Linked DNA regions of Homo sapiens: region 2 is linked to region 1. A link is an interaction called in ENCODE POLR2A ChIA-PET data of the cell type or tissue named here. Cell type or tissue: K562. All regions are shown on one strand. Each heading gives the region's core, and the rest is flanking DNA. Links, peaks and the distances in the headings are about the cores only. Region 1 overlaps IL21R (interleukin 21 receptor). Region 2 overlaps LINC02129 (long intergenic non-protein coding RNA 2129).

Region 1 (15,364 bases), core at 6,170-8,669:
CCACCAACCAGGCCCTCCTGCCCCTGGGACCCCCCTCTACCTCCAGCCTGGAGGGAAATTCCAGGCCTCCCTGGAGCTTATGAAGGGGAAAAAACCCAAGAGGGTTTTTTTTTTCTGTAACTCAGTGTCGTCCATTCGCCTCATTATGGGGTCAGGATCCCAGAAAGTCAGGGTTAAAAGGACATTTGCTCTACAAATAGGGAAGCTGTCCCAGAGGTAGGTATGCCTCATCCATGGTCACACAGATGGGCAGAGCTGAGCCGGAACACGAACCCAGAAGTCCCGGGTCCCAGCCTAGCTCCTTCAATACCTCTCAAACCTATTATCAACCTTTCACACTTTAGTAAAAAATAGCGCAACTCAAAACAGAACTCTAAGGTGTAGTGAGGACATAGGCCAGGTCAGATCTGATGGAAGGAGGAGAGCTGGCCCAGAGGGCAGGGAGTAGGGGACCCAGCCCCTACCTATAATCCTAGCACTTTGGGAGGCCAAGGCAAGTGGATCGCTGGAGCCCAGGAGTTCGAGACTGGCCTGGGCAACATGGCAAGATCCCCGTCTCTACTAAAAATACAAAAATTAGCTGGGTGTAGTGGTGTACACCTGTTGTCCCAGCTACACGGGAGGCTGAGGTGGGAGGATCACCTGAGCCCAGAGAGGTCAGGGCTGCGGTGAGCTAAGATTGAGTGCCACCCTAAGCCTGGGGTCCCAGGATACTCACTGCTCTCAGCCAGGAGAAAGCTGCCACACTCCTGGGAGTAGTTGCCAGACTGGTCTGTGATGTTGACACTGAAAATGTCGTCGGCCATGAAGTGGAATACATCCATGTGGCAGGTGTAGGTGGCATGCGTGGCATTGTGGGCCGACCTGTGGAGGCTGCAGGAGGTGGCCTCGTCCTTCAGCTCTTCATACTGGTCTTGCCTTCAAGGACAAAGCAGCCGGTCATGGCTGGAAGCCAGGGGCAGGGGGGATGGTGGTGGGCTCAGTGCTCAGGGCCAGGGCAGAAGCCCAGACTCTCAGGGCTGGGAGGGATTTGAGGCAGGGCTGGGGGGTGGTCACCTGGTCCAACCAACCTTTTCCCAGGGAAGGTATCACCTCCCCTACAGCATCCTCAATGAATTGTGTCCGGGCTCAGCTTGCACACCTCCCAGGGGCCAGGAACTCACTACCTCATTTAGGGCAGCAGCTCTCAATTTTGGAAATTTGGGCCATTCTTGCTTGGACTAAGCCTAAATCTGTCCCTGTTGGTCCCAACAACCAGATGGCTGTCCTGCAGGAAGGGCGCTAGGCATTTTGGGTTTCCTTCTCTCCTTTCTGTCCAACATCCATTTTTTTGAGACAGGGTCTCACTCTGGCCCCAGGCTGGAGTATAGTAGTGTGATCATGGCTTACTGCAGCCTCGACCTTCCCAGGCTCAGCTGATCCTCCCACCTCAGCCTCCTCAGTACCTGGGACTACATGCATGCACCACCATGCCCAGCTAACTTTTTGTATTTTTTGTAGAGATGGGGTCCCACCATGTTGCTTAGGCTGGTCTCAAACTCCTGGGCTCAAGTGATCTGCCAGCCTTGGCCTCCCAAAGTGCTGGGATTACAGGACTGAGCCACCTCGCCCAGTCCCCAAATCCACTGAATATCTAATAATAGCCTGTGCTGAGGGCCAGGAAAAGAGCTAAATGAACCTCATCTCCTCCTCTGGGTGGACTTCTGGGAAAGTTGGTGGGATGGGATTAGGGAAAATGCTGTGGCTTTTTAACTCCCACTGGACAAAAATGATGGGTTTTGAAGTATGTATAGTAGTTTACCGGATATTAATTTCCCTACCTAGATGTTCAGGATCTGAACATGACCACTCTCTAGGCCCAGTAGGGATGTGTGGACTGAGTTCTCTGCCAAATTTGCTGGAATACAAGTTCCTGCTGAATAAATGCTCTCCAAGCCTCCCAGCCTGAACTTGCTCCTTATTCCCCCTCACCCTGCCTCACTCCACTCCAGCCACACTGACCTCCTCCCTATTCCTCAAACGCACCAGCTCTTCTCCCACAGGGCCTTTGCACTGGCAGTGCCCTCTGCCCAGCTCCCTGGCTTCCTCCTTCTCACTAGCAGTTGTGGTCCCTTTACCTGAGGTCCAGTGTTCTGTCCTTGATATAGCACCCAGTATTATTAGAAAGTATCCTGTTTGGGGCAGAACACGGTGGCTTATGCCTGTAATCCCAACACTTTGGGAGGCTGGCCATGCGGCAGACCGGCCATCCCGGGGTCTCAAAACCATGGGCGACCTGTGTGGGCGAGAGAGTGGTCTTTGAAGCTGGTGGATAGACCAACCCTGCGGGCTCCTGACTTTTCAAGTCCTGTGAGCCCTGAGTGGTTGTCTGAAAGGCGGGTACAGTGGGCGGATCACTTGAGGCCAGGAGTTCGAGACCAGGTGGGCTAACATGACAAAACCCTGTCTCTACTTAAAATACAAAAATTAGCCAGGCATGGTGGTGCACACCTGGATGCAATCCCAGATACTTGGGAGGTTGAGGCAGGAGAATTGCTTGAACCCAGGAGGTGGAGGTTGCAGTGAGCCGAGATCATGCCACCGCACTCCAGCCTGGGCAACAGAGTGAGACTCCGTCTCCAAAAAAAAGAAAGAAAGAAAGTGTCCTGTTTGGGCCTGGCATGGTGGCTCACACCTGTAATCCCAGCACTTTGGGAGGCTGAGGTGGGCAGATTGCTTGAGCCCAGGAGTTTGAATCCAGCCTGGGTAACATGGCAAAACCCTGTCTTTACAAAAACTACAAAAATTATCCAGGTATGGTGATGCATGCCTGTAGTCCCAGCTACTCAGGAGGCTTAGGTGGAGGGATTGCTTGAGCCCAGGAGGTCAAGGCTACAGTGAGTTCTGATCCCACCACTGCACTCCAGCCTGGGCAACAGAGCAAGACCCTGTCTCAAAAAAATAAAATAAAATAAAATAAAATAAAATAAAAAAGAGAAAGCACCTTGTTGGTTGTTTTGTGTGTCTGTCTCCCCCAGCCTCCGCCCCACCGTGGTACGTCAGTTCCAAGGCATCTGGGGCCTGGTCAGTCTTGCTCTGCTGAATCCCCAGTGCCTGCAACAGTGTCTGGCAGGAACTTAATACATGTTTTGTTTTGTTTTGTTTTGTTTTTGAGTTGGGATCTTGCTTTTTTGCCCAGGCTGGAGTGCAGTGGCGTGATCATAGCTCACTGCAGCCTCGACCTCCTGAGCTTGGTCCCCCTGCCTTAGACTCTCAAGTAGCTGGGATTACAGGATTGTGCCACCACGCCCGACTGATTTATTTTTTGTAGAGACAGGGTTTTGTGATGTTGCCCAGGCTGGTCTCAAACTCCTGGGCTCAAGTGATCCTCCTTCCTTGGCCTCCCAAAGTGCTGGGGTTAGAAACATGAGCCACTGCACCTGGCCTATAAATGGTTTTGAATGAATGAATGAGCTGATGGATAACAGAAGCTCTTCTTTATCCTGAGCTGCATAGGGTCTAAAAGGGACCCATGGACTTTGGAGTTGGGCGGTCTGAATTTGAATCCCAGCTCCAGCATTCACTGGCTGTGTGACCTTAGGCAAGTTGCTTAACCTCTCTGAACCTCAATGTCCTCATCTGTAAAATGGGAGTAATCATTGTGAGGGTTGGGGGTGACCATTCATGGGAAGCGTGTAGTTGGGGGCCTGGTACCTAAGTGCTTGAAAAATCATGCGGGAAACCAGCCATCCCGGGGTCTCAAAACCATGGCCGACCTGTGTGGGTGAGAGAGTGGCCTTTGAAGCTGGTGGATAGACCAACCCTGCGGGCTCCTGACTTTTCAAGTCCTGTGAGCCCTGAGTGGTTGTCTGAAAGGCGGACACAGTGGTCCTCAGTGCACAGTGTCCTCCTGGGGGAATCACTGAGCAGGCACCCTGAATTGCATCCCCGGGGACTGGTGAGGCCCGGCTACTTACCAGGTAAGGGTGAGCGTGCTGGGGTGGAGGTTCCACATTTCCAGGATGCAGATGACCGTCTGGAGGTAATCGGTGTAGCAGACGAGGTCGGGGCAGCCCCAGCCTGGAGGGTCAGTGGGGAGAGAGGCCTTGGTGGGGGGTGGCTTGGGACTGCAGAGCTTCCTCTCCATCCCCTCGAGGGCTGGAGGAAGAATGGGTGCAGGGGTCCCCAGGCCGGGACAAATATGAGGACTCAGGAGCTGCTTAGATGTAGGCCTGGCACCCAGGGGGCCTCACCACCTGGAAATTCCTTGTTTGAGCACCAATGTTTCAAGGCTGGCTATGAAGACAGGATGCATGTGATGGCAAATAATATAAAACTAGCTGGTCCCCAGCTCAGCACCCTCCTCCAGAGCCCTGCGCCCGGCCACCAGGTCTGTGTCCCTCCTGGCCAAGCTCCCACTCAGAATGGCAATATCCTAAATGCCCCAGATGTGGTAGGAACCCAGCCAGAGCACACGCACACACCCCAAGAGGGTCAGGACCTCATAGAGTCAAGGACAGCTATGCTGAAAATGTCCCAAAACCCTGACAAGGAAGAGGACTCGGCTCTACAGAAGTTGGATCCACAGGACACCCACTCTCGGAGATTCAGGAAGTGCTTCAAGGAGTAGGAAACCGTGAGAGAATTAAAAAGCCCTCGGACACTTTTGCATAAAGGTCTGCGTGATCCTGCGGCCAAAAATGCCACCGCCACCAAGAAGTCTTCTAGGTATTGCCCTATGAGGCAATTTTGTTGGAAGATTTAACACCTTTCCATCCTGCTCCCCAAACATTAATTGTTTCGCTGTGTTCTAAAACAGGGGTGCAATCATCATCTACATTTTGTTAAATGTGGACAAAATCAATGGAATAATTTGTAGCTTTGTTTTGTATATTCGAGTGCCAATTCCACTATTTTTTGCTGCTATTTACTAGAAACTTGTACCGCTCACCTCTTTTTGAGATAGGATCTCTTGCTCTGTTGCCCAGGCTGGAATGCAGTGGTGCGATCTCAGCTCACTGCAGCCTCCACCTCCTGGGCTCAAGCAGTCCTCCCACTTCAACTTCCTGAGTAGCTGAGACTACAGTTGTGCACCACCATGCCTGGATAATTTTTGTGTTTTTGTAGAGACAGGGTTTCACCATGTTGCCCAGGCTGGTCTCAATCTCCTGAGCTCAAGCGATCCACCTGCCTCAGCCTCCCAAAGTGCTGGGATTGTAAGAATGAGCCATCGTGCCTGACCTTGTTCCCCTTTTTAAGTAGGTTCATTTTTGGTGGCTTTTTCCTATTTTCCCTGGACTAATGAAGACCCCTGAGGTGGTGGTGGTAGATTCCCTTCCTGGGTCTCACTCTAGGACAGAACCTATATGCGGAGCCAAGAATACTGTGTCTGGAAATATCCTTTAGTTCATTGTAGAGATGAGAACACTGAGGCTCCAAGACTAGACCATGCCTCTTGTCTCTCTTGGTCTGGGCTGCTGAGACACTCACCCAGGGAAGGAAATACCTAGTCTGTGCTAGTTTTTCATAGCCGCACACATGACAGATATTGCTAATGGATCACAGCACTCCCTCCCCTAGGTGTGACCTCGGAATGCTTCTCAACTTCTCTCGAGGCAGTGGCTACCAAGGGATCTGAGTCATGGAAGTAAATCTTGCTCTAGGAGGGGGCTTTCCTCAGGGAGACACACAGAACTTGTCGGTGGAGTGAAAAGGAGCTAGTTCCAGCACTTGGTGGAGAAAACAGGACTGATTTTGGCAAAACCTCAACACAGAGCCTCTAAGTAGCTGTGTCATCTCTGAGTTCGTATCCTCGTGGTTCTTTCTCAGAGCTCTGGGAATTTGGAGAGGAGCTACCATTCCTAGCCAGGCTCAAAGCTACCAAGGGACAGGGTTTGTCTCCAAACTTGGGGAGGCAACGGCAGCCCCTGAGTGGCAGGGAGGTGGCACCAGGGATGAGAGGGTGGGAAAATGCCCTGTCAGTACCCCAGCCACAGGGCAGAGAGCCCCAGGGCCATCCCATGTCTGGGGTTATGAAAGCGTGCAGGAGGCAGTGAGAGGTGCACAAAGTAGCTCTGTGACTGCAAACATGTGACTCAAAACTGCTTCTCCTCCCCATGTGTAAGCCGGAGACACTGCTTGCCCTAGAGGCTGTTGAGGTGTTGAGATGAGATCATGCCTGTGCCTGCATGCTGCCCGCACATGGCTATCACTCCACAGATAGCAGCACAGCATGGTGAAGGCCGTGCTACGGTTTGACGTCTGTGTCTCCCCAGAAACTCAGTTGCCAATGTGATCATATTAAAAGGTGGGGACTCTAGGAGATGATTAAGTCATGGGGGCAGAGCCCCCCTGAATGAATTATTGATGCTATAAGAGGGCTGGACGAACCCAACATTCAGACCCTTTTTGCCCTTCTGCCATGTGAGGATGCAGCGTGTGTCCCCTCTGGGGGTGGTGCAGCGTTCAATGTGGCATCTTAAAGGCAAAGATGGGGGCTGGGTGCGGTAATCCCAGCACTTTTGGGAGGCCGAGGCGGGTGGATCATTTGAGGTCAGGAGTTCAAGACCATCCTGGCCAACATGGTGAAACCCCAACTCTACTAAAAATACGAAAATTAGCCATGGCATGTGCCTGTTATCCCAGCTGCTCGGGAGGCTGAGGCATGAGAATTGCTTGAACCTGGGAGGCAGAGGTTGCAGTGAGCCAAGATTGCACCATTGCACTCCAGCCTGTGTGAGAAAGCAAGGCTCAGTCTCAAAAAAAAAAAGCAAAGATGGGCCCCTCACCGGAATCAAAGCTACTGCTGGTGCCTTGATCTTGGACTTCCCAGCCTCCAGAACTGCGAGCAGTAAATGTCTATTATTTATAAATTACCCAGTCTCACGTATTCAGTTACAGCAGCACAGACAGACTAAGACAGACCCCAAGAGCAAACTGATCCCAGCTCTGCCTCTTCCGGGTAGTGTGGCCATGCACCTGTCTCTTAGCCTCTCTGAGCCTCCTCAGCCAAAAAACTGGGCGTCATTACAACATGCGCCTTGTGGGGCTGTTGGGACAGTGGAATGGGATGACGCTCCGAGCTTTGCATGCAGCCAGGGCTTGTTATCTGCACCCGCCAGATGTGGAGCCATGGTGGGTGACCCAAAGGCTTTTTAGAACCAAGATGAGGATGCTTGCCACTCAGAAAGGGAAAATCAAAGCTTGACATCTGTTTCCTGAAGGAGCTATTTGAGGTCCTGGGTCTTCTGGTAAAAACCAGAGAAAAATGCCCATGAGTCAGCAGAGCAGCTGTTGAGTTCCTCCCCTGCCCCTAGGCCGGCCTCCACACAAGTCTGTGCTGGATCCCGCCTCCTCATGGCCCCCTCCTCCAGGAAGCCCTCCAGGATCTCTTAGTCCTAGGCAGTGCCCTTTCAGTCGGACTCCTGGTCTTCCCAGTTCTGCTTTCTAACGTCACCCCCTCTAACCACAACATCTGGTCCTCTGGGGGCTGCCTACCAAGGTTCAGTCTCCTTTTGGCTCTTCCTCCTGTCCCCAGCCCAGGGACCACCAGTGCCTGCTAAGAATCTAGCGATTTTTTTGTTTGTTTATTGTTGTTGTTGTTGCTGTTGTTTTGAGACAGGGTCTCGCTCTGTTGCCCAGGCTGGAGTACAGTTGTCACCTTGACTCACTGTAACCTCCACCTCCCAGGCTCAAGCAATCCTCCCGCCTCAGCCCCACAAAAAGCTGAGACTACAAGCATGCGCTCCTATGCCTGGCTAATTTTTTTTCTTTTGTAGAGACAGGGCTTCACCATGTTGCCCAGGCTGGTCTTGAGATCCTGAGCTCAAGCGACCTACCCTCCTCAGCCTCCCAAAGGGCTGGGATTCCAGTAGGAGCCACCGCACCCGGTGCAGCAATTGTTGAAAAACATTTCCAAGGAGAGTCATTACATAAGGAGAAACTGAGGTTAGATGGAAGGCAGAACTTCCTCACTCAGAGAGTTGGGAGCCAGCCAAGGCAGAGGTCAGGGGAAATGAAGGACGAAGCCTTTCATCCCCCCAGTGACACCCGAAGACACAAGCCTGTGGGCTGGGCCACCTGAGACTCATGTCTACCGCTTCTGTTTCATGGAGCCCTTTGGTGGATGGATTCTGATTAGTGGAGAGCCGGCTACTGGACTCGTGTCAGCCTCAAGGGCATGGATGTCATCTTTTCTGAATCTGTGGACTCTAGCCGTGTTTTTGAGCCCAGAAAGCCAGCCCGGCCCTGGCTCAGCTCTGTGATGGGGGCCCTCCCCACCCGCAGACCACGGGGCAGCCACTTACCTCCCTGGAGCAGCAGCAGGAGCAAGGGGGCGGCCCAGCCACGCGGCATGCTGACTCCCACGGGCCTGCAAGAGACGTACAGTGGAGGGTGAGCCAGGCGGGCTCAGGGCTCCCCCGGCCTCCCCCTCATCCTGTCTCTTCCCAGGCAGACTTGCCCCTGATTCTTGGAACTGTCTTAAGAAAAATGCAAGATCCCGAGGGGCCTGTGGATGACCCCAAGAACTCCCACCTCTTAGAAATGGCAGATTCACCCCAAGAATCCCTTCTCCCACCTTCTTCCTGCCCCCGCCCCATCACGTCACAAATGCAAAGTGAATTTGTTTTATTATTTTATTTTAATATTTTTAGAGATGGGGTCATGTTCTGTTGCCCAGGCTGGAGTGCAATGGCGCAATCACGGCTCACTGCAGCCTCAACCTCCTGGGCTCAAGCGATCCTCCTGCATCAGCCTCCCGAGTAGCTGGGACCAAAGGCACGTGCCACCACGCCTGGCTAATTTTTAAAACATTTTTGTAGAGACGGCATCTTGCTATGTTGCCCAGGCTGGTCTCAAACTCCTGGGATCACATGATCCTCCTACCTCGGCCTCTCAAAGTGCTGGGATGACAGGCATGAGTCACCACGCCCAGCACAAGGTGAATTTAAAGAGGGAGGAGACTGCTGACTATTTTGCCCTTGCTGAGCCTATTGATGTAGCATTGTGTGTGAAATTAAACTTGTGTATTTATCTATCTAACAAAGAAAGAGGGAGGGAAAAAGAGAGGAAGGGAGAGAGAAAAGGAGAAAAAACTAGTTTGGAAAGGGGGATCTGCTGAGGAGCAATTTTGGATCTTCCTTCCTATAAACATCCATGTTGTAAAAAAAAGCCAGTAAATTGGCTTTTTTATGTTTATTTTTTAGACAAAGTCTCACTCTATCGCCCAGGCTGGAGTGCAGTGGCCCGATCTTGGCTCACTGCAACCTCTACCTCCCAGGTTCAAGCGATTCTCCTGCCTCAGCTTCCCAAGTAGCTGGGAATACAGGTGGCCGCCACCACGCCTGGCTAATTTTTGTATTTTTAGTAGAGACAGGGTTTTGCCATGTGGACTAGGCTGGTCTCGAACTCCTGGCCACAGGTGATCCACCCACCTCAGCCTCTCAAAGTGCTGGAATTACAGGCATGAGCCACTGCACCCAGCCATCAATAAATTGGCTTCTTACTGAATAATAAATCCAAAGTTAACCCACAAAGTTAACCACTGCTGAATACTTAAGATAAGGTTAGCCCAATAATGAGGCTCCTTACTCCATCACAAAGCCCAGATTAGCCCACTCGGGAGCATGCTAGGAAATCCAGGCCTGACCAAACAGAGACAACCTGACCTCCTAATTTGGGCCAGGATGGAGAAGGAACCTCTTTGGGGAGCAGAGTGAGTTTATCCAGAAAGAGTGCCCTCTACTGTCTTGGGCAGAGGAATGCCCCACCAGTCTGGCGATGCCAGGCTTCTCCTGGGACTTGTCTGTTTCACCCACCAGCTCTGTGTCTGTTTGAGGAAGTGCCAGCCAGAGGGCAGTGGTCCACCTGCCCAGACTCAGGAGCCCCTCCCAGACCAGCCCCTATAGACAAGAATGGAGCTAAAGCTAAACCTAAGAGGGATGCCCCATGCAGGACCCAAGTCACAGGCATGGCTTTCTCCAGACGCCATCCCTGACTCCACAAGGGGAAGATCCTCCTCCTCTGTGCCGGGGTTCCCAAAGATCCTACTCTGGCCCCATCCATAGTTCCCTCTGACCTCCCTCACAGAGCCATCAAAGAACCCTGGGGCAGGGCACAGGCTGGGGGGCCAGGAAGGTTCAGATGACCAGCTGTGTGGCTCCGGGCCAGTCCCTTGCCCTCTCTGAGCCTTGTAAAGTGGAAACAGCAAGGCCTGCTTCCAGGCTTGTGAGAATTCAAGGAGGTGATTTGCATAAAACCCTGCAGATGGCCCCCATCACATAAACACTCAAACAACAGCTGTAATTGATGGAGAAGGTAGAGCCTCAGAAACAGAGGGGGTCTCAGAATGATCTAGCCAAGAGTTGCCAAAATATCTCATATCCAAAATTTTGGCCATATTTGTATATTGTGTGCACTGTTGTTTATTTTAATACATATTTTAATATATTTTCTATAGATAAGCACACTTAAAAATTTAACTCCAGCATCATCCTAAGCAATAACATCACTACTCAAATAAAATAATGTTGAGGTAGATGCAGTTTCAACCTGCTTTTAGGAATATGAATCCTGTGTGATTCCAACCCCTGCAGAGGTCCTGTTATCACACTTTGAAGATGTGGCCTCTGATCGCAGGAGGGGGAGTCTGTGTCTGCCCCCTCACTATTCTGTCCACATCCATCACCCCAGCCACGGTGCGAGTCCTGACATAGCTCTGTCCCCGTCACTCCCTGATGGTTTTATCTTGACCACAGCACAGCAAAAAGTGCAAACTCCTTTGCCCAGATTCAATATTCCTCATCTCCAGCTTGACCAACATAGCAAGACCTTGTCTCTACCAAAAATAAAAATAGAAGTAAAAATAAGTTAGCCGGGTGCTGTGTGCCTGTGGTCCCAGCTATTCGGGAGACTGAGGAAGGAGGATCACTTGAGTGCCGGAGGTCCAGGCTGCAGTGAGCCATGATTGCACTATTGCACTCCAGCCTGAATGAAAGAGTGAGACCCTGTCTTTAAAAAAACAAACAGACAAACAAAAAACTCCTCATCCCTCCTAATTTCTTACCTCTGCCTACATCACAGAGCCCTAGGGATGTGGAGGGGGTACCTGCTGCTTCTGCCTGCCCGGCGTCTCTTCCCAAAGAGCTCCTCTATCTGAGCTGCCTCTAGTGGTTTGCCTGAGGCTGACTCCACCCCATGCTCCACAAAGTGGGCTCCTGACCCAGGCTTGGCCAATCAAAACACCCCATCTGTCTGACCACAGTGATTGCATCAGGGATGGATGTCAACCCAGGCAAGGCCAGTGAAAGCAGTCCTGAGATTTTTTTTCTAGAACTCTAGAAAACTGACACTTTTTTTGGTATCTTCTCAGAGCTTGTAGCCATCTTTGTCACCTCTTAGAGACAGCCTCCTTGAAAATGACAGCCATACTGAGAAATACAGGTCAGGAGTCCCCATGGCATCATGGGAGGTCCTGGATCCAGCCATATCTGATGTCCACCCTGTGGATTTCTCATTCCCATGAGCCAAAAACCACCTATGTTGCTTAATCATGTTGAATTCTATTTCTGTCACTTGCCACCAAAGATCCCTGACACAGTGGAGTTGAGAAAAGGGCTCAGAATTTGAAGCCAGAAGATCTTGAAGCAAATAGTAGCTCTTCTCTGGCTCTTTTATTCTCTGAACTCAGTTACCATCTCTGAAATGGGGACAATAGTGCTCACTGCACCTGGCAGTGAAGAAGAGGCTGTGAGAAAGCAGATGTGGTAGTGCTTCACGGACTGTGAAGTGCTGTACCAGTGCACGGGTTTCCTGCCATTACTGGCTGACTGCCCTGAATTACTCATCGTCTCCCCGGCAGCCCAGGCTTCGTCATGCATCTTTGCCTCTGCTGGAGCAGACTCCTGCCCTCCAACACCTTTCCCCTCCCATCCTCTCAACTCAACTTTCATGGTCCATGTGCTGTATCCCTGCAGCCACACTGGAGTGTTCCAGAACTCCTGCCACTAGCCTATTGCGTTTGAGGTTTTCACTGGTGCTACTATTAATTATCCACTTACTATTGATCTTTACCTTGCCTCCTATTTTTTACTCCAATAAACATGTCTCAAAAATATTATATCATGACCATCAGCAGATAACTGGCATGAAATAGGCAGTGTGCGCCATGCTGGTCAAGACACAGACTATGGAGCTGGCTGGTCTCAGTTCAAATCCCAGCTCTGCCACTTATAGGCTTTGTGGCCTTGGGCAGTTTGCTTAACCTTTCTGGGCCTCATCTGTAAAATGGGAGTAATGATAATCACAGCACCTGCCTCATAGGTCTTTGGGAGAATTAAATTAGTCAACATTTATAAAGCATTTAGAACAGTGCCTGGCATATAGCAGATATTATATAAGTGTTACTTAAACAAAACAATCAACTTACCATAAAACTAAATACAATACAACATAAAAACTAAATACAAGAAAAACAAAGGCAGTAATTGAATTTTAGTGACATGCTACTGCCTGCCTGAGAGTCCTAGAAACTGGAGATGTGGTTTGTCTTTGTTTAAAGTTAAGAAAGGGAGGCCGGGCACACTGGGTCATGCCTGTAATCCCAGCACTTTGGGAGGCCGAGGTGGGAGGATCATTTGAGGTCAGGAGTTCGAGACCAGCCTGGCCAACACGGCGAAACCCCATCTCTACTAAAAATACAAAAATTAGCCGGGTGTGATGGTGTGTGCCTATAATCCCAGCTACTCAGGAGGCTGAGACAGGAGAATTGCTTGAACCCAGGAAGAGGCGGAGGTTGCAGTGAGCAGAGATTACACCACTGTACTCCAGCCTGGGCAACAGAGCAAGACACTCTGTCTCAAAAAAAAACAAAACAAAACACAAAAAAAGAGAGAGTAGTGTTTAAGATGCGATAGCACCAAATTGAGAATCTTGCCTCCTCCATCAGCAGGGCAAGTGATGAAAGAGCCTACGCTTTCACTAGGGGATCCAGGGATATTTAACACTGTTTAAAATAAACTGCTCACTTCTGGGAAACATCAGCTTAAAAACACAGACTTTCTCCATCACTCCCTCCTCATGCTCCCACAGCACCAAATGGGGCCTACCCTAATTCCACTGCCTTCTCTGCCCCGAATCCATCCCCTTTTGGGTCTTTGCACGCAGGCTGACCCCTGAGGGCAACAGCACCTTATCCTCAGATACAGATCGGGCCACCATGTGTGTTTCCTACAAGGACAGAAGGTGTCTTAGGAGGCTTCCTGCTACAGGAGCCCCTTGATATGGTTTGGATATTTGTCCCACCCAAATCTCATGTTGAAATGTCATCCCCAATGTTGGAGGTGGGGCCTGGTGGGAGGTGATTGGATCATGGGGGCGGATTTCTCATGAATGGCTTAGTGCCATCCGCTTGGTGATGAGTGAGTTCACCTGAGATCTAATTGTTCAGAAGTGCGTGGCGCCTCCCCCTTTTGCTCCAGCTGTCGCTATGTGATGTGTCTGCTTCTGCTTCACCTTCAGCCTTGAGTAAAGGCTCCCTGAGGGCCTCCTTACCAGAAGCCGAGAAGATGCTGGCAGTATGCTTGTACAGCCTGCAGAACCATGAGCCAATTAAACCTCTTTTCTTTATAAATTACCCAGTCTCAGGTATTGCTTTATGGCAATGCAAGAATGGCCTGACACACCGCTGCAGCACCCAACCTCTGCAGTCTCCTACGGAGGAGTGAAGTGCACCTGACTTGGAGTGTGCCAGGTCCCAGCTGTGCGTCTTTGGGCAAGTTCTCTAACCCCTCTGATTCTCTGTTTTCTCATCCATAAAATGGAGGTCATCAATCTTTGCTGCAGGTTTGTCATGAGCATTAAAAGTGTCATCGAATTTGAAGTCCTGTAGGTGCATTTATCCACCAGTTTCAGTGCTGAGAAATGTTTCCTGGAGTTGCTGTAATTCACCCTAAAAGTTGACCAAATTTCAAGAGATTCTGGGGAAATGGAGAAGCTTGGGGCAGGAAATTAGATTGAAGTGAGTGCTATGGAGAATATAAGGTGCTTAACTTCATGGTCAACGTGGTGGCTCATGCCTGTAATCCCAATACTTTGGGAGGCCGAGGTGGGTGGATCACCTGAGGTCAGGAGTTCGAGACCAGCCTGGCCAACATGGTGAAACCCATCTCTACTAAAAATACAAAAATTAGCCAGGTGTGGTGGTGGGCACCTGTAATCCCAGCTACTCTGGAGGCTGAGGCAGGAGAATTGCTTGAACCCGGGAGGTGGAGGTTGCAGTGAGCCGAGATTGCACCACTGCACTCCAGCCTGGGTGACAGAGCGAGACTCCATCTCAAAAAAAAGAAAAAGAAGAGAAAAGAAATACAAAGAAAAACCACAATGACATACCATTTTAATTTTGTCGGATTGGCAAAAACTGAAAGTCTGATGACATCACATATTGCTCAGGATATGATATAATAGGAACTCTCATTTATAGCCAGAGGAAATGTAAATTATTACAACTGGTCTGGTAAAAAGTTTGGCATGACCTAATAAAAGCGAACACATGCCCTACCTAAAACCCAGTAACTTCACTCTTATGTAAACTGGTAAAGAAATTCTTCCTGCATGTCTATAGCAGCATTGATTTTAATAGTGAAAAATTGGAAACAATCTAAATAGCCATCATCAGGAGAGTGAAAAAATAAATCGCAATACTGTCACTCAGTGTAAACATGAATCATTTACAGCCACACACAACAAAGTGAATGACTCTCACAAACAAAATTTGGAGTGAAAAAAGGAAGTTAGAGAACAGCATAAGCATAATAACACCATTGACACCACACTGAAAACCATACAAAATCATCCTATATATTGTTTAGGTAAGCACACCCATCATAAAAATATTTAAAAATTCATGGGGATAATAACATCAAATTTTGAATAGTGTGGAAAAGGAGGGGGTGTGAGAAGGAGGAATGTTCAAGGGTCTCAACAGTTTGGTAAAGCTTGGTGAAGCTACCATGGGTGTTGATTATATTTTATGCCCTTTTGTATGTTCAAACTATTTCATACCATTTTAAATGTAAGTGAGGCTTAGTTTTGTAAAATAAAATATGGATGAGGGACTTCCACTTCTGGCTATAATGAAGTAGCTGTTGTCACACTAATCCTCCCACTGAGGGCAACTACTAAGCAGAAAAAAAAAAACTGCACAAGAGAGTGCCAACTTATATAGTACTTAAGAGAGGAAAAATGCATTGAAATTCTGCATGCAATTTCCCCTCAAATCATGTGCAAAGTCATTGAAAATAAGTAGCATGCCAAGAAACTTAGCAAAAAAACACCTGCTAATAGGTGGGAAAACTAAGAAGGAATTTTCACAGTTTTACAAGCTGAG
Region 2 (15,364 bases), core at 4,412-6,911, 270 kb after region 1:
TTCCTGACACCCTCATCACCACCGCTATCAGCATCATCAACCCTTCCATCCCCCTGCCATGACTGCCTCTCTGCTGCCACTATCTCCACCTGCACTGTCAGCATCACCACCCGACTCTATGAGCCTGTTCACATCACCATTCACATCACCATTCAGTGATCGACTTCATTCACCACCCCCAGCCCTGTCACGATCATTCCACTGTGCTTGCCATCACTGTTGTCCCCCCAACTATCTTTTTTATCTTTTTTTAAGGTAGAGGTTCTTGCTCTGTCGCCCAGGCTGGAGTGCAGTGGCACGATCATAGCTTACTAGAACCTCAAACACCCAGGCAACAGGCATGTGTGATGACCATGCATGGCTAATTTTTATTTTTTTTTAATTTTTGTAACCTGGGAGCATACATTCAAGTTGCCCCGAATATACACTCCCCCAGCTAATTAAAAAACTTTTTTTTGTAGAGATGGGGTCTCTCTATGTTGCCCAGGCTGGTCTCGAATTCCTGGCCTCAAGCGATGCTCCCCGCCTCGGCCTCCCAAAGTGCTGGGATTACAGGTGTGTGCCATGGTTCCTGGCCGCCATCACCAATATTTTCACCAGCACCAATACAACCCTGCACAAGTCACGAACACTTTCTGAGTCTCTCCTGGGCTTTAGGCTAGTGTTAAATGCCAAAGATGAAAACATGCTGATGAAAGGGACTGTGATTTGTGTTTTCCGTCATTGCTATCATCAGCGATTACTGGGCTCTCTCATTCATGCCTTATTCACCACCATTCCCTGCCTAAACAGTTGCTTTGAGCAGAAGTGCATCCTGTAAAACGTGTGAGTTTCTCCAATATCAAAACACGCCCCAGAGCCCAGCTTTTGCCTTTCCCCTTCCCTTATCCCACAGGCAAATCCCACTCACCGTTCCCTTACTGGTTTTGGTTTGGTGTCACCAGAGAGTACATTTTCCCCTCTCTCCCATCCCTCTCCAGGCCTCTGCATGCCTGTCTTTGACCAACTTGTAACTGGGCTTTAAAGCTTCCCAGCCCCAATATGCTGATATAATTATGATCATATGTTAGGCGGGTTTTGTGAGCCTTAATTAAATGTCCCTTGGCTAAAAGAAGAAAATGGCAAAAATCTGCTTCCCATCGCCAAGGCTGTGCGGGGCCTCTGGAAACCCGTTGTCTTTTGGGTCTGGGTGGCGATTCTGAAGAAAACAACCTGTCCTCCCGGCCAGGCCACAGAGAGGAAAGAGAGGCTGAGCCTGGAGGCTTGAATCTGGCCCCAGATGACCGGTCAGAAGCAGGCAGATTTCAGCTCATTTCAAGAGCCTGTGGTTGGTGGAGTGGGTGGGCTTGGTGGGCTCCGGCGTCACCGTCTTGGTAATAGAATGAGCCCTTACACTAATGCCATTGATTGTAACTGTAATTAGCGGATTTAAGGGCCGAGGATTCAATAGCTCCACAGTCATTCTAACATGCCACGAGTGGGTTAACACTTGTCATTTCCACTGTTTCCTTGGCTTTCAAAGACAGGCAGCTGCTTTCCTTGAAGGGGCTTCATAGGGGCAGTGGGGAGATTTGGGTCCAAATCCTGGTTCTGTTCCTTGCTGTGTGATCTTGGCAAGCCCCTTCACCTGTCTGTGCCTCAGAAGGTGGAAAACAGAGATAATGGTAGTGAATACTGCCTAGAGCTGTGGTGTTGATGAAACACCTGCGTGCTTGGCACAAGGTAAGTGTGCAAGAAGTGTTTTCTGTTAACATTGTTAATTTTTTATTTTATTTTGTTTTTATCTTTTTTAGAGACACGGTCTTGCTCTGTTACCCAGGCTGGAGTGCAGTGGTGCAATCTTAGCTCACTGTAGCCTCAACCTCCTGGGCTCAAGTGATCCTCCCACCTCAGCCTCCTGAATAGCTGGGACTACAGGCATGTGCCATCTTGCCCACATTACTACCTCTTATCTCTGTTTCTCTCTGTCCACCCACACAGATATGCTTTCTCAGATTTTCTGTTCATGTGGGGACCATGTTTCAGAGCTCCCAAGGTTACAAGTTACTATGCCCAGGTAATTAAAAAATTCTTTTTGGTAGCAATGCGGGTCTCACTATGTTGTCCAGGTTTGTCTCCAACTCCTGGGCTTAAGTGATCTTCCCGCCTCAGCCTCCCAAAGTGCTGGGATTACAGGTGTGAGCCACTGTGTCTGGCCCATTATTAACTAATTAGTGCATCAAACAAATGTGTCAGAAATTCCAGTGGATTCTAAGTGGACATGGGCATGTTGGGATATCCCCAGAACACTAGTAGGTGTGGGCCTACCATCTGCGTTTGCAGGAGGACTGAGAAATATCCAGAAAGCAAAGGCCTTTAGGAGCAGCAAGAAGCAGGGCCTGGAGGAGGATAAGGCAAGTGAGGCATTCAGGGCACAACATTTAAGGAGACCCCACTCTCAGGAGCTGACCCTGCACTTTCACGAGCCTGAGAGTGAGGGCCTCCTTAAATTTTCCATTCTGGGCACCTCCTTGGTCTCACCCTGGCAAGAAAATGGACCTATCCAGCTTGTTCCAGTGATCAGAGCTGGGGCACAGAGTTTTATCATAAGACTCTGTTGCAGCCAGAAGTTACCACAATGATGTTGCAGACATTTGTAATGCAATGTGGTTATGTTGTTTCTTTTTTTCTTTCTTCCTTTTTTTTTTTGAAATGGGATCTTGCTATGTTGCCCAGGCTAGACTTGAACTCCTGGGCTCTAGCGATCCTCCTGCCTCAGCTGCCCGAGTAGCTGGGACTATAGGCATGCATTGCTGCTTCTGGCCAGTGTGGTTTCTTTTGAATAGCTATGAGAAGTCTCTTTATTTAGGAGCTCTGCCTCTCCATGTCAGAAGTCAGGAGTGCTGCTTTGTAGCTTTCCTTGCAGCAGGAGTACAGGACCCAGTTCTCAGGAACAGCGTGAGGAGGGGCCTGGCACTAGCAGTGGGCAGGATAGCTGTAGGGGCCTGGTTGCAGTATTCTTGCAGTGTAATTTGGGGACTTCTGGCTTTGTGGGGTCCAAGCTTGATTCTCTGGTTCTTCTGGAGACTTGATGAATGTCCTTTGATGAATGCCTTTGTGACCTAAAGCCGCCATAGTGGAGTCTGTTGCTGGCAACCAACGACTCTGACTAGGATATGGAGGTGTCTCACGAAAGTTAAGGCAGGAATATCCCTAAGTCTTAAGAAAGGCCTGGAGCTGGGAAGTGGAAAGGTATCAGCATGCCATTTCTCTCTCTTTTTTTGGGGTTGTGGTTGTTGCTGTTTCTTCATTCATCTTTCTTAGGTTGAAAATAAATTTAAAAAAGAAGCACAAGATTTCTTTTTCTTTTTTGAGGGACAGCTTTTGCTATGTTGCCCAGTCTGGTCTTGAATTCTTGGGCTCAAGGAATCTTTTTGCTTCAGCCTCCTGAGTAGCTGTGACTACAGGTGCATGCCACTGTGTCTGGCTTTCTACATCTCATCTCTGTTTCTCTCTGTCCATCCACACAGATACACTTTCTCAGATTTTCTGTTCATATGGAGGCCATATTTCACAGCCCCCAAGGCTACAAGCTTCAACCATTACAGAAATTAGCCCCGTTTATCTTGGCCTCAGCACTAAATTCTTATGAGAAATAAATCTGGTTGGCTCAATTTGGGTCAGTTGGCCATGCCTGGTCTAATCACTGTGTCCAGGGAGTAGAATTACACAGTGCAAATATTTCTGATAAGGTCCCTCCCATTGGCAGTTTCCAGGGAAGGAGAATTGATCCTGAGCTGGAACAGATATCCCCAAGGGTCTACCATAATCAAGAAAATTTCTATAGTTAAAGCCAAAGAGGCTACTCAGCTCTTTCTGGCAGCTCCACCCTGTGGGAGGCTGTCTCATTCCAGGGTTGGAGAGAGCTGAAATTAAAGACAGAAAGAGCAGTTTCAGCAAACACTGGAACACATGGGGCCCAAGTGGCTCTGATATGAGGCCACTGTGACATAGTACATTTTAAAAAATCTGGCTGGGTGCAGTGGCTCATACCTCAAATCCCAGTTATGCAGGAGGCTGAGGTGGGAGGATCATGTGAGGCCAGGAGTTCAGGATCAGCCTGGGCAACACAGAGAGACCCTGTCTCTAAAAACATAAAAAAATTAGTTAGGTGTGGTGTCACACGCCTGTAGTCCTTGCTACTCAGGGAGGCTGAGGCAGGAGGATCAAGTGAGCCCAGGAGTTCAAGGCTGCAGTGGGCTATGATTGCAGTGGGAAGACTCTATCTCTAAAAAAGAAAAACAAACAAACAAACAAATGGTTTTCCTCCCCTACTTCCCTTCCCTGCTGCAGAGCACCACACAGCAGTGATGTCGGGAGGTATGGGGTGATGGGGGGTACCTGGTGAGGTAGCAGCTGATCCCAGGGGGCTCACTTTTCACTTTGTGAGTACATGCAGGTACCCTTTGGGTAATCTCCTAAATACTGATGGTGGAAAAATAGGACTCTTGAGGCCAAAGATTCTTTTAAAAGCAGGGAAATCCAAGTCACTACTGAGAACAAGGCAAGTAGGCCCGGGAGCCCACCCCAGGTGTGATGATCATTTACTCAACATCTGCTGTTTCCCAGGCATGCAGCAGGGATGCTCCACTCTCCTCAAACACCAGGATCCCAGTGCAACTTGCCATTTTGCTTTATCCACAGTAGCGTACAGAGCTGTAAATAGCTGCAGAATTCAAAGCAAGAAGAACAAGAAAATCTTTGGGTCAGTTTTGTAGAAACAAAGTGAAACATAATGTTTCATAGAATACAGGCTACTCTGAGGAAGAAATGCCATGCCCTTTTGAATAAGAGGCTTAACCCATGGGGAGCTCAACACATCAGTGTGGGGGTGGCTCATCCATATGTTACTCAATACTACGGTTTTGTTCTAGGTCTCATTGTCTGCTGCACAGAAAGCCAATCACTGAGACAACAAGTATTGCCATGGAAGAAGGCTTTATTATATTCAATGTTTATACTATTATATTTATCATATATTATTTATATTACATATTACAGGCGATGTCAGCTGGAGAGAGGGAGACAAACCTCAAGTCCATCTCTCCCCTCCAACTAAAGTTAGGGGTTTATATAGTGGGGAAGAAAAACAAGTGGGATAAGGAAGAGAAGCTGGTCAACAGGCAGCAGGCATTTTTTTTTTTTTTTTTGAGACAGTGTTTCCATCTGTTGCCCAGGCTGGAGTGCAATGGCACGATCTCGGCTCACCACCACCTTCGCTTCCTGGGTTCAAAAGAATCTCCTGCCTCAGCCTCCCAAGTAGCTGGGATTACAGGCACCTGCCACCATGTTTGGCTAATTTTTTGTATTTTTTGTAGAGATGGGGTTTCATCATGTTGGCCAGGCTGGTCTCAAACTCCTGACCTCAGGTGATCCACCTGCCTTGGCCTCCCAAAGTGCTGAGATTACAGGCATGAGCCACCATGCCCGGCCCAGACACATCTTATTATACAAATGTCAGTTTATTAAGCTTCAGTTCTATGGGCATCCAGATTGTTGGAAAATGGGGCCAGTTTTGCATATGCAAAGTCCATGCATGTGCAGTGAGAAGCACTGACCCTTCCCTCTTACCTATCTGGGGACCTGCCTGCTGGGAATGGGAGGGTCTGGTGATGTTTCCTCCTGGCAGGTGCCCAGGAGCCTTGGCTTCCATCCTGATGTCTGCCTGCAGCTCTCAGTCACTCCACTTTCTTCTCTGAGTCTCCAAAGTCAACACACACCTTCTATTCCTGGAATTTTAACTGTGCTGACCCTTTGGCTTTTCCCACACTCTTGTTCAACTTCTTCCCACTCATTCTTCAAGACTCCTCCTCCAGCATTCTTTCTGTGGCAGACACTTGAAATTACCTACCCAATATTCATTTCTTCCTTCCAATATTAATTTTGTAATTTTTGATTTTTAAATTTAAATTTAATTTTTATTTTATTTTAAATTAATTTTTTTGAGACAGTGTCTTGCTCTGTTGCCCAGGCTGGAGTGCGCTGGCATGATCACGGGTCACTGCAGCCTTGATCTCCTGGGTTTCAGTGAGTCTCTAGCTTTAGTCTCCCCAAATACTGTGATGATGGGCATGAGCCACAGCACTTGACTAATTTTTTTATTTTTTGTAGAGATAAGGTCTCTCTATGTTGCCCACACTGGTCTTGAATTCCTGGGCTCAAGAGATCCTCCTGCCTTGGCCTCCCAAAGTGCTGGGATTAGAGGTGTGAGCCACTGTGCCCAGCCCCTTATGATATACCCAGTTCACAGGGTGAACACCCCTAATCCAAAAAGTCAAGATCCAAAATACTCCAAAACCTAAAACTTTTTGAGCGCTGACATGATGGCACATGTGGAAAATTCCAGACCTGACCTCATGCGACTGGTCACAGTCAAAACACAGTCTGAGCTTTGTTTCCTGCATAAAATTATTTAAAATACTATATAAAATTACCTTCAGGCTATGTGTACAAGGTGTGTATGAAACATACATGAATTTCCTGTTTAGGCTTGGGTCCCAGCCCCAAGATATCTCATTATATATTTGTAAATATTCCAAAATCTGAAAAAATCTGAAATACTTCTGGTTCTAAGCATGTCAGATAAAGGCTGTTCAACCTGTATATGTTTTTGTTTGTTTGTTTGTTTGTTTTTGCAGAGTCATGGAAGACAGTCAAATGGGTACTCAGCAAGTACCTTCCCAAGCTCCCTTGCAGGGATGGTGGTCATGTGACACAGATCTGACCAATGAGATGTGAGCATTGCTCTCCTCTCCCAGTGCATTACCAGAAATGGGATCACATTTGCAGAGCTGCACAGAGGGATGCTTCAAGGAGAGGGGACGATACTCGTCCAGGATCTGGGATTCCCAAACATCCTTCTGGTCAGCCAGTATATGGAGCCGTTGTTAAGCTTTGGAATCAGACTTCCTAGGTTCGTATCTGGCTTCTGCACAACTTACTGGTTGTGTAATCTCAGCCTGAGCCTCAGTTTCCTCATGTTGAAATAGGAACAGTAATCATACTATATTCTCAGGTTGTTGGGGCAACTAGATCAGTGTGTAAGCCCCATGAGGGGAGGATCCTGTTCATCTTACCATGACATATTCACATTCCAGTGTGAGTACCTAACAGTAGGCACCTAACAGATTTGTATAGAGAAAATAGATGTACAGGTCTTAGCAGAGTGACCAGTTCAAGAAATCTTACCTAAAAAACTAAATTGACTGGGCATAGTGGTTCATGCCTGTAATCCCAGCGCTTTGGGAGGCCGAGGGGGGTGGATCACCTGAGGTCAGGAGTTTGAGTGCAGCCTGGCCAACATGGTGAAAACCCGTGTCTACTAAAAATACAAAAAAATTAGCCAGACACAGTGGCACGCACCTGTACTCCCAGCTACTTGGGAGGCTGAAGCTGGAGAATCGCTCGAACCTGGGAGGCAGAGGTTGCAGTGAGCTGAGATCATGCCATTGCACTCTAGCCTGGGCGACAGAGTGAGAATCCGTCTCAAAAAGACAAAACAAACAAACAAAAAAACCCTAAATGAATGCCAGGCATGGTGGCTCACATCTGTAATCCCAGCACTTTGGGAGGCTGAGGTAGGAGGATTGCTTGAGGTCAGGAGTTCAAGACCAGCCTGGGCAACATAGTGAGACCCCGTCTCTATAAAAAATTAGCTGGGCATGGTGGCGTGTGCCTGTAGTCCCATCTACTCAGGAAGCTGAGGCAGGAGGATCACTTGAATCCAGGAGTTCAGGGAAGCAGTGAGCTATGATCCCACCACTGTACTCCAGAGCCTGGGCAACAGAGTGAGACCCTGTCTCTAAAACAAAGAAACAAACAAAACACCCAATTCTTACTGAGGCCATAGATTCCTGCAGAAGATTCCAGGGCAGCAGAGGGAGGGGGAAGACATGGTTAGCTGGTGCCCCTTCCACCTCTCTCCATTGAATAGATCAGCTTTTATCAGATTTATGCAAGGGATTCATTCCTGAAGCTATGCATTATTTAAGACTAAATTTCCCAGAGGGATGCATGTAAAGCAAGACGTGCATTATTTCAAAATTGGAGCATACGGCATGTCTTTATTAATATTTTTAAATTGCCTCGTATCTAAGTCACACAATGCAAATTTGCATAAAATGAGATGCACTGTTTTAGGATTCTCGACAAGGTTGAGTGGGCAAGAAAGTTTCTGAAGGTTAAAAAGCTCACACCGTAGTACTGGCCTCCCAAATTTGTGGTGGGGGCTGCAATTAGTGGTGAGGGTGGTCATCATCATTTGACATTAAAAGTAGCTTAATACATGTTGAGGAACAATTTACTTTAATGACATTTAAACTGATTCAAAGTTATTGCGGGAAACTGAATTATTGAAAATTAATTGGTCTTCCCCCCCCTTTTTTTCTCACTGCTTTTGGTTTATCAGAAAGAAGCGAGAGAAATCTTTCCTTCCATTTCCCTAGGACCCTGCTCCAAACTCAGTGGTTTTTAAATCCCAGTATGCATATTAATAACCCAAGGAACTGGCTGGGCTCCTGCCCCCTAGAAGTTGAGGTGGACCCAGGACTCTGCATTTTTAATGGACACTTTAGGAGACTCTGATGTGGGTGATAAGAACACTGGGTGTTTGCGGCTACAAGGTGCAGGAGAATTAGCTGGCTTGTCTGGGAAGCAGAGGCAGAGGGAATGGGGATGTGGATGGGCTTTGTTGCAAAGGGCCCTTCAAGGTGGCAGGTCTCAGGTGGGAGTGGCTCTGTGAGGGCTGTGCAAGCTGAACTTTCAGTCCTGAAGCCTTGGGAATATTGTTCACGGTGCCTGAAACAGGGTTGTGCCAGTGGAGAGGACCTTTGAGGGGCGTATATCATCCATCTCAAAGGGTGATTTTTAAGAGAGGTATTGTGCATCAATCAGGGTGACAATATCTGTAGCAAATATGATAATCACTCACTAAGCGCCAGGCCCTAGTCTCACTGTCTTAAATACACTAACTCATAGGTCTTGTTATGCTATTACCCCCATTTTACAAATGAGGAAACTGGGAGCACAGAGAAGTTCAGCGACTTGCCCAAGGTCACTCAGCCGGTGAACGGCAGAGCCAGCGTTTGAATTTAGGCAGTAAGCTATAATGTCTATTCTTGGCCCTGTGCCCTTTGGCCTCAACAGAGACTGTGAGGATGGTGACCACACAAACTGAAGACTGAATCCTTTTTAATTTGAACCAAATCCTGAGATGCTTGTAAGATCCACAGAGAGAGGAGGACTCTGGAAATTGACCATTGTTGAACTCATTGTCTAGGCTAACTGATACGGTTTGGCTGTGTCCCCACCCAAATCTCATCTTGAATTGTAGCTTCCATAATTCCCATGTGTCATGGGACGGACTGGTGGGAGGTAATTGAATTATGGGGGTGGATCCCCCGCTACCGCTCTCGTAGTGGTGAATAAGTCTCATGAGATCTGATGGTTTTGCTTGGCTCTTTTGCTTGGCTCTCATTCTGTCTTGTCTGCTGCCGTGGAAGAAGTGCCTTTTGCCTTCTGCCATGATTGTGAGGCCTCCCTAACTATGTGAAACTGTGAGTCCATTAAATCTCTTTTTCTTTATACATTACTCAGTCTTGGGTATGTCTTTATCAACAGCATGAGAACAGACGAATACACTAACTAATGGAGGAATGACTTGATTCAGAAATGTAAAGAAATGGGACGGCTTGCACCTCAGGAGTTCTAGAGCAGTTCCTGCCTGTGGCTCCAATAAGAATGTCAAGGTCACTGGATTGCATTTTATGTGTTTTCTTTCCTAATTTGATTTTTGGAATAGATGCTGTGCTATATTTACATCGCTCGAAAATCAAAATAACATAAAAAGATATTTCCAAAAAGCACTAATCTATGTCATCTCTCTGTCCATTGTGTTCTCCTTCTGCTCGTAGATGGTCACATTTAGTACTTTGCTGTATCTTCTTCCAGTGTTTTTTTTGTTTTGTTTTGTTTTATTTTTTGACAGAGTTTTTGCTCGTTGTTCAGCCCTGAATGCAATGGTGTGATCTTGGCTCACTGCAACCTCTGCCTCCTGGGTTCAGGTGATTCCCCTGCCTTAGCTTTCTGAGTAGCTGGGATTACAGGCGCCCGCCACCACAGCCGGCTAATTTTTGTAATTTTAGTGGAGACGAGGTTTCACCATGTTGGCCAGGCTGGTCTCGAACTCTTGACCTCAGGTGATACACCCACCTCAGCCTCCCAAAGTCCTAGGATTACAGGCATGAGCCACTGCACCTGGCCTTCCAGTTTTTGTTTTGTTTTGTTTTTATTCAAATACAAGCAACCGTGTGTGTGTGTGTGTGTGTGTGTGTGTGTGTGTGTGTGTGTGTGTGTGTATTTATGTTCCCCCTCCTTAATTACACAACAGGTAGCAAACCCTACATACTCTTCTATAAGCTGTGTTGACGAAAAGAGTCAAACTGTAAAATATTTAAAGAGATTTATTCTGAGCCAAATATGAGTGACCAATGGCCCATGACACAGTCCCCAGAAGATCCTGAGAACATGTGCCTAATGGGTGCCTAAGGTGGTTAGACTACAACTTGGTTTTATACATTTTAAGGAGACTTAAGGCATCAATCAATACACATAAGATGTACATTGGTTGGATCCGGAAAGACAGGACAACTGGAGGTGGGGGCTTCCAAGTCATAGGCAGATTCAAAGTCTGATTGGCAATTAGTTGAAGAGTTATTATCAATAGAAAGGAATGTCTGGGTTACAATAAGGGGTTGTAGAGAACAAAGTTTTTTTTTGTTTTGTTTTTTGTTTTTGAGACGGAGTCTCACTCTGTTGCCAGGCTGGAGTGCAGCAGAATGATTTCAGCTCACTACAACCTCCGCCTCCCAGGTTCAAGCAGTTCTTCTGCCTCAGCCTCCCCAGTAGCTGGGACTACAGGCGCGCACTACCATGCCCAGCTAATTTTAGTATTTTTAATAGAGACAGGGTTTCACCATATTGGCCAGGCTGGTCTTGAACTCCTGACCTTGTGATGCACCCGCCTTGGCCTCCCAAAGTGCTGGGATTACAGGTGTGAGCCACCGAGCCTGGCCCAGACCAAAGTTTTGTTATGCAGATGCAGCCTCCTGGTAGCAGGCTTCAGAGAGAATAGATTACAAATGTTTCTTATCAGACTTAAAGAGCCTGTCTATCCATAATTCCAAAAGGGAGGAGGATATAACGAGGAGTGTCTCGCTCCCTCTTTCCATCACGGCCTTGAACTAGTTTTTTGGGTTAGTTTTGGAATGCTCTGGCCGAGAGAAGGGGTCCATTCAGATGGTTCGGAGGGGGCCTTAGAATTTAATTTTGGTTTACATCTGCTTTCTTCCCCCCACTTTACAGTGTACTGTATTGTGAAGATCTTTCCATATCAGTGCAGAGACAGCTTCCTCACTGTTGTTTATGTTATTTATGGCTGTAGAGTGGGGTGTGCTGGCACCAGCTGGCTGATGGTGTGCTGGCTCCGAAGAACTGATTGCTAAACCTTCAGCGATTTTGTGAACCAATTGATTTCACATAGGTGGCTTGAAATAGGCCACAGTGGTAGTATTTGCACAACAGAAATGGGCAAACTGTCTACCTCAGGGCTTCCCACTCAGACAGCTGGTTGTTAAACGTTTATTGCACACCTCCCATTGTATAGATATACCAAGGTTCAGGTAGCCAGTCTCCCATACATGGATACTTGAATTATTTTAAATATTGTTTTTTATGGCCGGGCATGGTGGCTCCTGCCTGTAATCCCAGCACTTTAGGAAGCTGAGGTGGGCGGATCACTTGAGGTCAGGAGTTTGAAACCAGCCTGGCCAACATGGCAAAACCCCATCTCTACTAAAAGTACACACACACACAAAAACCTAGCTAGGCCTGGTGGCAGACGCCTGTAATCCCAGCTACTCGGGAGGCTGAGGCAGGAGAAACACTTGAACCTGGAAGGTGGAGATTGCAGTGAGCCAAGATTGCACCACTGCACTCCAGCCTGGGCGACAGTGAGACCCTGTCTCAAAAACAAACAAACAAACAAACAAACACAAAAAACAACAACAAAGTATTGTTTTTTTATAAATGATGCTTCAATACGTGACAGATATCTGACCTGAGAAGGAAGAGAAAGGGGATTGTGACAGCCACTAGGATAGAAATTACAATAAGCCCCTAGCCTTACCACTATAAAGAGTGGGATTCTTGGAGCAGCTGCCTTGACATCCAGGAGCTTGTCAGAAATGCAGACTCCCAGGCCCCATGACAGAACTGCTGAATTCGACCAGGACATTAATGTGTGCTACAAAGATTGAGAAGCACTTCCCTGACAATCTGCGTGTGTGTGTGTGTGTGTGTGTGTGTGTGTGTGTGGTTGATTCTATTCTTTTTCTTTGTAGAGATGGGGTTTTGCCATGTTGCCCAGGCTAGTCTCAAACTCTTGGCCTCAAGTGATCCACCTGCCTCAGCCTCCCAAAGTGCTGGGATTACAGGCGTGAGCCATCGCACCCAGCGTATTGATTATATTCTATTTTATACTTTATTTAATTCCTTTTTGTTGTTCTGAGGTCTTATTTATTTTTAAGAATATAATTTTATCTTTACATGTTTAGAAAAATTAGAAAATGTGGATAACACATAACTAAGAAAATAATAGCTTCCTTTCCTTCTGTCCAGAGTCTATCACTATTAACCCCTTTGAGCATCATTTCCAGGTCTTTTCCTGTGCATGCCTTCATACGTGTTAAATCAAGTTTAGCCTAAAGCTGCCTCCTTACGTATTTTAAGTTTGGCCTAAAGGGTTCTCCGTACATGGTGAACTGTAACCTAAACGGAGGTGTAAAGAGACTGTAACCGGTTCTTGTGCCAATCACCGAGTTTTGGCCCATCAGAGATGGTTTGAATGGTTTGCCCGGCTAATTTTTAATTTTTTTTTGGAGCGATGGGGGACTTGCTGTGTTGGCCAGGCTGGTCTGGAAGTCCTGGCCTCAAGCGACCCTCCTGCCTCTAAGGTGGCGCTTTTAACCCTTTGTGTACCACCACCACAAACCGCGGCCCAGTGCGTTAATGGGTGGAGGGAGGGGGAAGGGGAACGCTGAGAGCCCCCTTGTGGCCGACCAGGGTATTGCGTGTGCCCAGGCTGAGTGGGAACAAGGAGCGTTAAGAGTAGATAATTGTAGCATTGCAGGTGGGCTACAGATTTAGAGACAGGAGACCACGTGCCTACATGCACGAGCGTGCACACGCACTTACACACATACACACACGCCTGCACACATACACACATGCATGCACACCCTGATAAGTGACCCATTCCTTAGCCAAGGCTGCACAAGCGTGGTTCCCCAGAGCAGGAGCAAAGTCCGTTTATTTGCCATGAACTTCCCCTGACTCCCTCCCTGGTTGTCAGCTTTCTGTATCCTTTTCCTTGTAGCTATGGCCCTTCCAGAGCCGAGAGAGCAGCAGAGCTCTTGCTGTGGCCTAAACCTTACATGCTTGAACCTGACAGTGGAGGAACTTCCCTAGCAACCTGGGCACTAACTTTGACCACTAATGGCTTTGGAACCAGGTTCCCTAGCAGTGAGGCTGCACCCTTACCCCGGGAAAGAAAGCAGGGCCAGGACCCAGGTTCTCCTGAGCAGTGTCTATGCTGCCACCTGCCCAGAGTGCAGGGGCGTCCTCTTCTAATAGGTGACATGTATTGAGCACTTACTGTATGCTGGGAGCTGCCTGTGCTTTCGCTTTATCTGATTTAATCCTCACAGCAACTCTCTGACATGGATTAAGCACTTAGTGAATACTAGTTGAGTGGATGCATGATTATCCCTTCGAATTAGATCTTATTCTTATTCTCCTGTTAGCTCCCTGACCTCCTTTTTTGTTTTTGTTTTTGTTTTGAGATGGAGTCTCACTCTTGTCTCCCAGGCTGGAGTGCAGTGGCACAATCTTGGTTCACTGCAACCTCCGCCTCCTGGGTTCAAGTGATTCTTCTGCCTCAACCTCCTGAAAAGTTGGGATTATAAGTGTGCGCCACCACACCCGGCTAATTTTTGTATTTTTAGTAGAGACAGGGTTTCACCATGTTGGCTAGGTGGGTCTTGAACTCCTGACCTCAAGTGATCCACCTGCCTCAGCCTCCTAAAGTGCTGGGATTACAGGTGTGAGCTACCACATCTGGCCTCAGACTTCACTTTCTACCAGTCTCTGTGCTTCTGGCGCCCCGGCTTCCTTGCTGTTCCTGGACTACTCTTGGTGCACTCCTGCCTCAGGGCCTTTGCACTTTTCCTTTGCCTGAACTCTGCACCCAGATATCCACGTGGCTGGCTTCCTTCCCTACTTCATCAGGCCATTATTCCAACCTCCCCTTCTCTGTGAGGCTTTCCCCAAACGCCTTATTTAAAATTACAACACTCCTTCCCTCCCTCCTTATTCTCTTTCCCTACTTTATTTTCCCCAAGCAAGCATTATCTTCTCCCATTCTATACACAGTACGTCCTGGTCTTGCTCATTGTTGATCTCCGCTACTTGGATCTACACCTCTTCTCCCCTTCTGGCAGGGATCTCTGCCTTCGCTGCTATCTCCTGGCTACCTGTGCCAGGGCCTAGTTCAGAGTAGATGCTCAGTACATATATATTGAATATATCTTGAATGTATGAAAGAACAAATGAGTTTCCTTTCTACAAAGGAGGGGACTGAGGCGCAGAGAAATGAGCTGATCACTTGTCCAAAGTGACATGGCAAATAAATGACAGCTGTGGGATTCAAGTCCTGCCAGACTCCTAAGCTTGGAAGGTAGGGTTGCCTGGGAGAAATGCTGGATGGGTCTTTTTTGATGATCACTAAAGTAAGTTGCCTTTGAGTGAAAAGGATTCAGTAGCTGAAGTTTGCAAACACAGTGCCACGAAGCCCTTGCCGCCCTGCCTTCCTGTCCGGGAGATGGCTCCAGGTAGCTCCAGGCAACCAGAAGATGTGCTGGGATGGAGGCTGTGGATATCATCTTTGGTGTTATTTTGCTTCTAGAGATGGGAGCTCTTTTCTGAGCCTATTTGTAGGGACATCTGCATATACGAGCCACCTATCTGGTAAGTCCTTCCCATGGTCCGAGGCCTGTACAGCAGAACCCGGGCATGAGCTCAGGACTTTGTCTATACTACTGCAATTATGTAGTTAATTGTGCCAGTGTGTCCATTAGCTGACATAATCAGGGAGTGAATTAACTTCTGCTTTTCTGGCTATATTTCAAAGGCATTTTTAAATGCTTATTTTTTTTGGAGCCTATGCACTCTTCAGAAATTAAATTTAGGCTGTGATTTTATTACCCTTTTT

What was found. ChIA-PET counts read pairs that join two places held together with the same protein. Peaks named below come from ENCODE experiments on the same cell type or tissue, not always from the same donor. Only the 100,000 strongest peaks of a DNase experiment are listed, where the experiment ranks them.
Region 2: POLR2A ChIA-PET joins it to region 1 with 5 read pairs; 8 of 35 experiments call an interaction of 5 or more read pairs at or near these places.

Annotation. Positions count from the first base shown.
Region 1 is chr16:27,423,042-27,438,405 of GRCh38, reverse strand. IL21R (interleukin 21 receptor) reads right to left here. Exons shown (of 9, transcript NM_181078.3): 2 at 8,286-8,350; 3 at 3,957-4,059; 4 at 719-918. The coding sequence starts at 8,334. Among named protein-coding and RNA genes, the nearest start is that of IL21R-AS1, 23 kb to the left of the region's middle. RefSeq lists an enhancer at 7,201-7,250. In K562, for the core only: no CTCF peak of the experiment used is centred there; a DNase peak (open chromatin) is centred at 7,145; H3K27me3 peaks cover 194 bases.
Region 2 is chr16:27,152,986-27,168,349 of GRCh38, reverse strand. It overlaps LINC02129 (long intergenic non-protein coding RNA 2129), which reads left to right. Exons shown (of 4, transcript NR_170200.1): 3 at 6,678-6,952; 4 at 9,658-9,739. It overlaps LOC105371155 (a long non-coding RNA gene), which reads left to right and starts at 14,219. Exons shown (of 3, transcript XR_950956.2): 1 at 14,219-14,830; 2 at 14,935-15,120. In K562, for the core only: no CTCF peak of the experiment used is centred there; no DNase peak of the experiment used is centred there.